2 separate regions of the Homo sapiens genome follow, and region 1 is linked to region 2. The links are chromatin loops, found by intact Hi-C in ENCODE. Cell type or tissue: heart left ventricle. All regions are shown on one strand. Region 1 overlaps GLI2 (GLI family zinc finger 2). Region 2 overlaps GLI2 (GLI family zinc finger 2).

Evidence for each region. Hi-C counts contacts between places; a loop is a spot of excess contacts. Peaks named below come from ENCODE experiments on the same cell type or tissue, not always from the same donor. Only the 100,000 strongest peaks of a DNase experiment are listed, where the experiment ranks them.
Region 1: a loop joins it to region 2, with 6 times the contacts of the local background. A loop is called at or near these places in 1 of 110 quality-filtered maps.

What each region holds. Positions count from the first base shown.
Region 1 is chr2:120,784,692-120,789,691 of GRCh38, forward strand. The region is part of intron 1 of GLI2 (GLI family zinc finger 2); the gene reads left to right. Among named protein-coding and RNA genes, the nearest start is that of GLI2, 51 kb to the left of the region's middle. RefSeq lists a silencer at 1,082-1,376 and enhancers at 1,396-2,318, 3,241-4,163. In heart left ventricle, no CTCF peak of the experiment used is centred here; no DNase peak of the experiment used is centred here; H3K27ac peaks cover 262 bases.
Region 2 is chr2:120,835,302-120,840,301 of GRCh38, forward strand. The region is part of intron 2 of GLI2 (GLI family zinc finger 2); the gene reads left to right. Among named protein-coding and RNA genes, the nearest start is that of GLI2, 100 kb to the left of the region's middle. In heart left ventricle, no CTCF peak of the experiment used is centred here; no DNase peak of the experiment used is centred here.

The sequences.
Region 1 (5,000 bases), 51 kb before region 2:
TCCATCTGCTGTGGTCCTCTCTGCTTTAGCAGGCCTTTCTGGACCGGAACTGTTCTTCCTTTGAAAATGCTCACTCATCCCTGCCTCCAGGAAACCTTCCTTGACTCCCTCAGGTTAGCAAGACTGGTAGCCCCCCAGAGCTTATCCCTGCTAGGAGGCTTATTCTGGGTTGGCACGGCCTGTTTCCTCTGATGCCGGTCTCCCCACCCCACACCTGGACTGGAAGCTCTGGGGCGGTAGTACTGTGTTTCCCTCACTTCTGTGGTCAAGGATGGAGACTCAAGATTGGCACACAGTAGGCCCTCAGGAAACCTGTGCCACCCAAATAAAGAACGTCGAGCTTGTCTCAAGTCACGGAGCTGGTCAAACCCTCCTGGCCTCCTTGAGCCGGCGCATGTCCAGGCTGCAGCAGACCACATTATTGGATCCGGGTCCCAGACACCTGGCCTGGGCTGCGATGAGGTGGCTGCCAGGAGGGAGGGAGGGTGGCTGAGGGCATGTGGCCTCCTGGGCATGCAGAGGAAGGCCAGGGCCTGGGAGAGACTGGACCAGGCAGGAGCGAGGCTTATCCAGGGCCGGCTTAGCACGTGAGCTACCTCCTACCTCATCATGAAGATCCCAGCTGAAGGCAGGGCACTCCTGTTGGCTTCATTGCAAGGAAAAAGTGGTGTTCTACTGGCCAGGGTGGTGCTGGCTGTTGGTTGCTGGCAGACTTGGAGGAAAGCCGGTGGCTGAGGCTGGCAGAGGCACAGACAGAAGGGCTGGGTGCAGGCATCACCTGGGAGGTGTGGGGAGGGCTGCAGCTGGGCAAGTTGGAGCAGGAGACCAAACCAGGAGATGCCAGGGCCACACACCAGCCCGGTTCTCCCTGGAGCCTCGAGAAGCAGAGCTACCACCCTGGATCTGCAGTCAGCACTCCCACCCCTGCCCTGCCCCTGCCCCAAGCCCAGCACCACCCATGGAGAGGGTGACCTCAGGCCTTGGAGATTGCTGGCTCGTGGCTGCAGGTGGCTTGGATCCATGCACTTGGATCCTGGTATGCTCCCCTCACATGTCAAAATTCCTGTCTCCATCCAATCATGGCATAACACTGTACTCCCTGGGGGTCCAGCCTGCCTATCTCACACCCAGAGTTGCACTGCCAGTCTGGGCTGGGATAGCGATGTGGTTAACTGCAACCAACTGCTGTGGTTATAAACCAGGTAAGGGGCCCAGTGACAGCCCCGCTGCATCATTGGCAAAGGACTGCTTGGGGGCTGAGCTGCCCGGGGGCTGGATGAGATGACCCCTGGAGGCCTTTCTGGGTGCCAGACTCTGTCATAAGAGGGAGAAGACAGAGGGGTTAGAAACACGTGGTCTGGGCTTGGGGTGGCTCCTGGCAAGGCAGCCTCACAATCCCAGGATCCGTAAGAGGACAAACTCAGAGGAATCAAAACGCAGCTCTCCCCACCACCCTGGACGGGTCTCAGCGAGTGTCAGAGCCCATCGCCAGGTTCTGAGGAGCAGTGTGATGGGCCAATGGGAGGCTCCTCTCCCTGTAGCTTGCCCAGAGTCCTGCCAACCAGACAGGGTCCCAGGTCAGCCCAGCTCCTTTCTCAAGACTTTGAGACTTGGTGTCGGTTGGATCACATTGTTTGAAGAGGTGAGATTTGTCCTTGATCTGCAGACATCTCCCACCACCGCCATCATCCCTGCTGTTTGGGTCCTAATTGGAAGAGCCTGGAAAGGCCACCTGCACCATTCCCCTGACCCCAAAATACCACCCCCACCCTCCAACCCCCCGCCCAACCTGCAATTCCACTGAGAAAATAGCTCTTTTGAGTGTGTCAGTGCTCAAAAAGCGCTTTTAAGAGATAAACACTTTTTTATTCATCTTGAAAATGGTTGTGCTTAGAGCTCAGCAGGTACCCAGTTAATATGTATAGGCTTCAGTGCTAAGTACTATGCATGGCAAATCTTTTGCTCTCAAGGGGTTTACAATGTAAGGGAAGGAAGGCATTCTTATGCAGTGCTGGCAAACACTGCCCATGGCAGACAGTACAAGTTGACTAGTGTGCCTCCTGCAGCAGACATTAGAAGTCGATTACTGCACTTTTCCTGACCTAAGAGATAGCCTGATGCCTTCTCCAACCCAGCCCTCCCTTAAAGGTGCCTGTGGGTCTCAGGGTCTAGAAGCTGCTCACCACGTGGACTTTGTGGGGCATTGAAGCCTGAGGGGATGCTCGGAGAAGAAGAGGATTCTTGAAGACTTGAGTGCCTGAGAGCATTTATGTGTTCAGTTCGTCTCTGAGTCAGTCAACAAACATTGATGGTGTCTGTGTCGAGGGTGGCCATAAAGGGACACGGACACGTAAACATGTAGTTAAAACACAATGAGATAGGAGCCTTGACCTTGGCAGGCACACAGGCAAGACAGACCCCTGCCTGGCCTGGCAGGGGGTGGTCCCAGGGAGGCTTCTCTGAGGGGGTGTCATAGTGGGTATTGGGGAACTAGCATTCCAGGCAGAGGAACCGCGTGATCAGAGTCACAGACAGCATGACTGCGGTGGAATGGGGGTGGGGCAGGGAACCTGGGGGTGCAGATCCTGAGGCAGGGCCTTGGGGCCATGACAGCGACTTGGACCTTGTCCTGTGCGCACTCACTGCCTTCATGGTCCTTCGTCCCCTCTCAGAGTCTCCTGCAAGGATTTTCCACCCTCAGTGGCCCTTGGTCCTTGCCCCCACCCCCAACTCCCTGCCTTCTCAGTCTTGGATTAAGGGGGCCTTGGCATGGGTCTGGGTGCCTGTGGCTCCCGTGTGCCAGGCTACTGGGGTCTGTTTCTGATGTCTGCTGCCACCCTGGGCCCCTGAGAGGCCTTCACCCCAGCCCTCAGCCTGCCCGGGGCAGTGTGATTTTCCCTCCTCAGGGCAGAGGCCAGCCTTGTTTTTCCTCCACACTCAGGAATCGCGCTTCAGGAATACACAAAGCAGCTGTTAAAATATCTGGGTCTGGCGGGCCGGCCACACAGTGGGCCCCTTGTTCCCCTTGCAGACAGCGGCCTCAGAGCACGTCCCAACCCTCTGCTGGGTCAGCGGTGCTGGGGGAGTGGTGTCAGGGAGAGACCCTGGACCTCTAGGCTTCAGGGCTCTCCAGGGAGGAAGGTGATGGACAATAGGAATTTAGAACCGAGTGGAACAAGCACATTACAAACAGATGCCAACCCGAGAGTTTAGATGTCAGACTGTAGAGGCGCTGGCACCAGGGTGGGTGGAGGAGGATGCCTGGATGGGACTGTCGTGTCAATTCTTGGACAGAGCCTTCTGTTGGTGGGGCAGCCTCCAGGCACTGCTCAGGGGCAGGCCTTCTCCAGCTGCAGGGATGATAAGGCCAGGCCTGTGTGTGCCAGGCCCCATGTGAGACATTCTGTTTATCCCCACTTAACAGATGAGGAAACTGAGGCTTAGGGAGAAGTTGATTCTTGTCGACAGTTCCTGACAGAGCTGGGAGGTGAACATGGCCATTCCTTCTCCAGAGTCTGCACTCACTGGCCTCCAGCTGAATGTGACAACCACTGACGTGTGCACAGGTGGTGTCAAAGTTCAGTCACAGCACAAAGAGGTTGGTGAGCTCTGTCTAGGACTCTGGGAAGGAGGGTGTGAGAGCAAGCTTTCTGGATTTTAAAGCATGGCATCCTCGGTAGAGCAGAGGGAAGAATGTTCCTGGCAGGAAGGCATGGGGATTGGAGAGGGCCTGCTGGCTTTCAGGGAGTAAATCCCAGTGGAAACAAACGAAGTCTTGAGGCCGTCTCAAATGTCAACCTCAAAGTAGGTCTTACCCACAGCTTCCCAGAGGGAAAAAGTCCTCCTGATACTCATCAACTCTTATCGGAGGCTGGCTGCCCCTGGAGGGGCCTGCATTTCCCATTGGGGCCCTCCCTGGCCCCTGTTCCAGCCCAGCAAGTCAGTGAATTAGGGTTAATTATCTGTTTTCCTGGACACCAGCAGGCCCAGGAGCTGGGCAAATTAGGGGAGCTTTTGTACTTGGAAAAACAAATTCAAGGAGCGATAAAGAAGCAGGTGCACCTGCTAGGATGGGGATTTTGTATGGTGCCCACCCCTGGCCACACTGGGAGGGTGAGGGCTTTGGCCACCCCCTCAACTTGCAGGCCCCTGGGCTGCATCCCCTGAAAGAGGTGGGGACAGCAGGCACAGGCTGGCCAGGCTGTGCTGCAGAAGCGTGTCAGACACCCAGGGGCTGGAGGCCTTCCTAAACTTCAGTCTCCTCCTAGCCTGCCCTCCCCAGATACCCTGACAGCCCCTATGGTTCCCCTTCAATCTGGCTTATCACTTATTTCTTTCTTTCTTTTTTTTTTTTTTTTTGAGACGGAGTCTCACTCTGTCGCCAGGCTGGAGTGTAGCGACACGATCTCTGCTCACTGCAACCTCCACCTCCCAGGTTCATGTGATTCTCCTGCCTCAGCCTCCTCAGTAGCTGGGATTACAGGCGCCTGCCACCACACCTGGCTGATTTTTAGTAGAGACGGGGTTTCATCATGTTGGCCAGGCTGGTCTCAAGCTTCTGACCTCAGGTGATCCGCCCTCCTCAGCCTCCCAGAGTGCTGGGATTACAGGTGTGAGCCACCGCGCCCAGTCTCACCTACTTCTGTCTCCCTGTGGGAACGCTTTTTTTTTCTTGCCTTAGAGTGTGCCAAGGGCTTCTCCCTCCCTTTGCTCATGCAGTTCCCAGACCCTGGAGTGCTCTTCCCTTTGTGCTCTCCGGGCCAAGTTCAGGACCCTTTCATTCTCTGACTGGAAGCCACAGGGCAGACTGGATGGTCACCAGGAAGCCTCCTCTGACCTCCTCAGGTAGCCCGCCCTTGTGGAGCTCCCACAAGTAGAAACTCACTGCTGCTTATTTGACATTTAGCATATACTGCCTTGGACTTTGAAGCACTCTCTACACAAGTGCCTGCCTCACAACTCTTTACATGTGTGTCTATAGCTGTGCTTTTATACCTTTT
Region 2 (5,000 bases):
GCAGCCTTAGGGAAGATTGGCTCCCGTTGTTGCTCAGGTGAGGCGTCAGTCCTCCCAGGCCCCAGCCAGTCACAGGCACCAGACTTTTTTTTTTTTTTTTTGGAGACAGAGTCTCGCTCTGTCACCCAGGCTGGAGTGCAGTGGCATGATTTCGGCTCAGTGCAACCCCCGTCTCCTGGGTTCCGGAGATTCTCCCGCCTCAGCCTCCTGAGTAGCTAGGATTATAGGCGCCCGCCACCACACCTGGCTAATGTTTGTATTTTTAGAAAAGATGGGGTTTCACCATGTTGACCAGGCTAGTCTCCGACTCCTGACCTCAGGTGATCCGCCCACCTCAGCTTCCCAAAGTGCTGAGATTACAGGTGTGAGCCACCGCATCGGCCCAGACTATCTGTTTTGACCTTACATGTAACTTTGCTCTGGAAGTATCTTACCTTGGCATGTCTGGTCTTTGGAGAACACACATATGCACAGAAAGAGATGTGTGTGTGCGTTTGTGTGTGTGTATGTGTGTGTGTGTATACATATATATTTAAATATTTAATATTTTAACCACACCAAAGAGATGTAACAAATACATGTACCTCCATGCAGCTTAACTTTTTTTTGCCATTTTTAGTCTGCAGCATGTCAAGGTGGGGGATGTTCTGCCCTGGATGCAGACATTAGGGAGTGTGCATTGTTTATAGAGAATTCAAAAGCAATAATCAAACTGGCTAACAGTTTACTATATGTTATTACTATGTCCTGGCAATTTTAACCTATGTCAGTGATGACACAGCCCTGACTGGGGTAGTCTGATCCCATGGCCCCCCCATCTGGGCTGTTAAACCCTGATTTGAACCCCTATCTATTGCTCTTCCTTGATTCCATCACCCTCTTCTATCTCCTGCCCCCCAGGAGTAGCGTCAGACCAGAGAATGTTGTGTTTGTCATCCCTCTGGCATATTTCCCCGTTTTTACTTTATATGTAAATGCCCATACAGGGTGGGTTTCAAAAGTTGATTAAGATGTTATCTTATTATGTGTGTGTATATGTGTATATTTTTTTCTGTGCACAAGATTATGTTTTTGAGATGTATTCATGTCGTTACCTGAAGCTCTGATTTGCTCATTGAAAGCTCCGTAGACGCCACAATAAATGAATATTCCACAGCCGATTTCTCTCCTCGCCTGTTGAGGTAATTTACATTATTTACACTTTTTTATTGTTGCAGACATTGTTGCCATGGGTGGCACACCTCCCCCTGTGTCCCTGTGGGAGAACTTTCTTCACAGCAGGGGTTTATAAAATCAATTTCATGGGAAACAGCATTTAAAAAGATGCAATAGAAAATATCACAATACATTGCAAGTATTAAAGTTTTGTCAGACTGTTTTATTTATGTGTGTGTGCCTGTGTGTGTGCATGGACACCTGGAGCACATTGCAACACAACGTGTGTTTCTTTCTCTGTATCACACTGCTCATTTAGAAGCCCAAGCCCAGTGGAAGGGTAGATGTGCTGGGCTGTTGGGTGTACACACTTGTAGCTTTGTTAGATATTGCCAAATTGCTCTCCAAAGTGGCTGCACAGTTTCTTCAGCCTCACTTTTCATGAAATGGTTGACAATATTAGACTGGAATTTTTTCCAGTCTAATAGTGAATGATCTTAGTTTCATTTGCATTCTGCTCTTTTGCAACGTATTGGACGTTTGGGCTGCTTCTCCCTGATTTGCCTATCCATCTCCTTTGCTGAGCTTTTTACTGGGTTGCTGTGTTTTCCTGAAAGTACTTTTAAGAGATACTAATCTTAAAAATCTTAATCTTAGGCCGGGCGCGGTGGCTCACGCCTGTAATCCCAGCACTTTGGGAGGCCGAGGCGGGCGGATCACGAGGTCAGGAGATCGAGACCATCCTGGCTAACACGGTGAAACCCTGTCTCTACTAAAAATACAGAAAACTAGCCGGGTGTGGTGGCGGGCGCCTGTAGTCCCAGCTACTCGGGAGGCTGAGGCAGGAGAATGGCGTGAACCCAGGAGGCGGAGCTTGCAGTGAGCCAAGATCACACCACTGCACTCCAGCCTGGGCAACAGAGCGAGACTCCATCTCAAAAAAAAAAAAAAAAAAAAAGTCTTAATCTTGTTTAGACATGTTATAAATAATTTCTCAGTCTTCTGTTGGCCATTATCTTTGGGTATGGCATGGTTTATTGAGACAACGGTTGTACATTTTAACACAGTCGAGTGTATGATTCTTTTCCTCTGTGGCTTGTGTTTGTATTTTAGGAGGTTCTTTCTGTCCTTGAGGTCATACGGCTATTCTCCTATTCTAAAATTTAAAAAATTGTGCATTTACATGTAGCTTTTAAATTTAGCTGAGACTGTTTTGTCTTTGACATTATGTAGAGATCAAATTTGTTTTACTTTATCTATGTGAATAATCGTCTCAGTAGCAATTATTCTATTTCTTAATTTTTAATGATTTTTTTAAATGCAAAAACTGTCACATGTCAATTTTCCTTGCATATGTAGCTCTGTTTCCGGGCTCCCTACTTTGTTCCTTTGGTCTATTAGTTTCTTCTGGTGCCATCTCACATTGTCTTAGGTCTTACAGCTTTCTGTTAAGCATGGCAGGGAAAATCCCCTCATGTGTTCCTCTTTCAAATGGTCTTGGCTCTTTTTCTGCCCTTGTTCTACCGTGAGAACTTTAGGATCAACTTGTTAGAGTCCTGAAAATCCCTGTTGGGGTTTTGATTATAATTGAGTTATTTGTGAATGAATTTGGAGAAGATTGCCATCTTTGTCATTTTGAGTTTTCCCGCCCATGATCACGGCCTTTCTCCCTATACTTATTGGTTATTTTATGTCTTTTTGTTTTATCATTTGTATCATAAGGGTCTTACACATTTTTTGTTACATTTATTCATAAGTATTCTGAAGTTTTCTTTGCTGCTGTAAATGTTATATATATAAAATATACACACACATATATATATGTTTAAAAATTACAGTTTCTAGTTCATTATTGCTGGCATCTAGGCATGTAGTTAAATTTTATATATTGATTGTATTTCTAGCAATCTTGCTGATCTTTTACTAGTTTTAAATGTGTCCCTACAAATTTTATAGACATTTTATTTAATCTTGTCATTTACAAATGGTGATAGCTTTTTCCTTTCTTTCCAATTTTTCTCTCTTTAGTTATTTTCTTGCCTCTTACTGTGCTGTCTAGATTAGCACTGTCTAATAAAAATATAATGTGAACCACATTTAATTTTAAAATTTCTGATAGCCACATTGTCTTAGTCCACTTTGTGTTGCTATAACAGAATATCAGACTGGGAAATTTATAAAGAAAAGTCATTTACACTCATGCACCCCATAACAATATTTTGGACAATCATGAACCGCATATAGGACAGTGGTCCCATAAGATTATAATCCCATGTTTTTACTGTACCTTTTCTAGGTTTAGACATGTTTAGATATACAAATCCTTACCATTGTGTTACAGTTGCCTACAATATTCCCTATAGTAACCTGCTGTAGGCCAGGGTCAATAGGTTCCAGGAAGAACCTATATCATATAGCCTGGGTGTGTGGTAGGCTATACATTTAGTGATGCACCTAGTGATGCATATCTCAGCACATATCCCTGTCATTAAGTGGTGCAGGACTGTATTTCTCACAGTTCTGGAGGCTGGGAAGTCCAAGGTTGAGGAACCTGCATCTGGCAAGGGCCTTCTTGCTGTGTCATTCCATCAGCAGTGAGACTGACCCATAAATTTCCATTCTTCTCCTTATTTAGTTGAATTTTCAACTAAATTAACCTCATAACATGTCCTAAGGAATGCTTCCCTTTCCAATATTCAAATATTTGCATACCGTATGGATTATCTTCAAATATTTTAATATATTTGTATATGTTCATATTTGTATATGTCAACGATATGTTAAGGATTGTTGTCAAATATTTGTACATGTTACAAAGTTTGGAAAAACCCAAACTACCAAACCTCAGCCTGGGTTTGTTGGTTTCTTAACGTTTTTTAAAAAATTACTAATTCAGTTTATTTAATGGTTAGAGGTAATTCCAGTTTTCTATTTCTTTGTGTCATCTTTCATTCAACCAATCAATCTACCTCTGTCTTCAGGAATGTGTTCATTTTTCTTGTTTTTAAATTTAGCAGCAGTGTTTATAACTATATCCCCTTTTTCATTCTCTATGTTATTTATTTGTCCCTTCCCTGTTTCTTGGTTAGTCTTCACAGAGTTTTATTTTTTATTTATTTTTTTGAGATGGAGTCTCACTCTTGTCACTCAGGCTGGAGTGCAGTGACACGAATTCAGCTCACTGCAACCTCCGCCTCCCAGGTTCAAGAGATTCTCCCGCCTCAGCCACCCGAGTAGCTGGGATTACAGGCGTGCGCAACCACACCCAGCTAATTTTTGTATTTTTAGTAGAGACGTAGTTTCATCATGTTGGCCAGGCTGGTCATGAACTCTGGACCTCAAGTAATCCACCTGCCTTGGCCTCCCAAAGTGCTGGGATTACAGGCGTGAGCCACTGCACCCAGCCTTTTCACAGAGTTTTATTAATCCTTGCAAAGGTCTAATTCAGGAGTTGGTTGATTCTCTTTCTCGTTTCTTTGTTTTCTCTCTTACAGGTTTCTTTTATAATGATGTCATTATATCGTTTCCTTTCTTTCTTAGGTGTGCTTTGACATTATTTTCCCAATTCCTTGAATTGGGCACCTATGTGATTGATTTTTAGCCTTCCTCCTTTTCTACTCTTCTTGATATAAACATATTTCTAAGTTATGCTTCAGTTACATCCCGCACATTCTGAAACATAGCAATTTTATTAAATTTGAAGCCTTAGGATCCACGTCTTTGTACAGTTTTGAAAAATTTCCACCAACCATCTCTTCAAATTATGCCTTTCCCCGCTTCTGTCCATTCTCTCTTCCTGGAACTTTCTTATTCTGTCTTCCATGTGTCGGCACCTGGTTTTTATA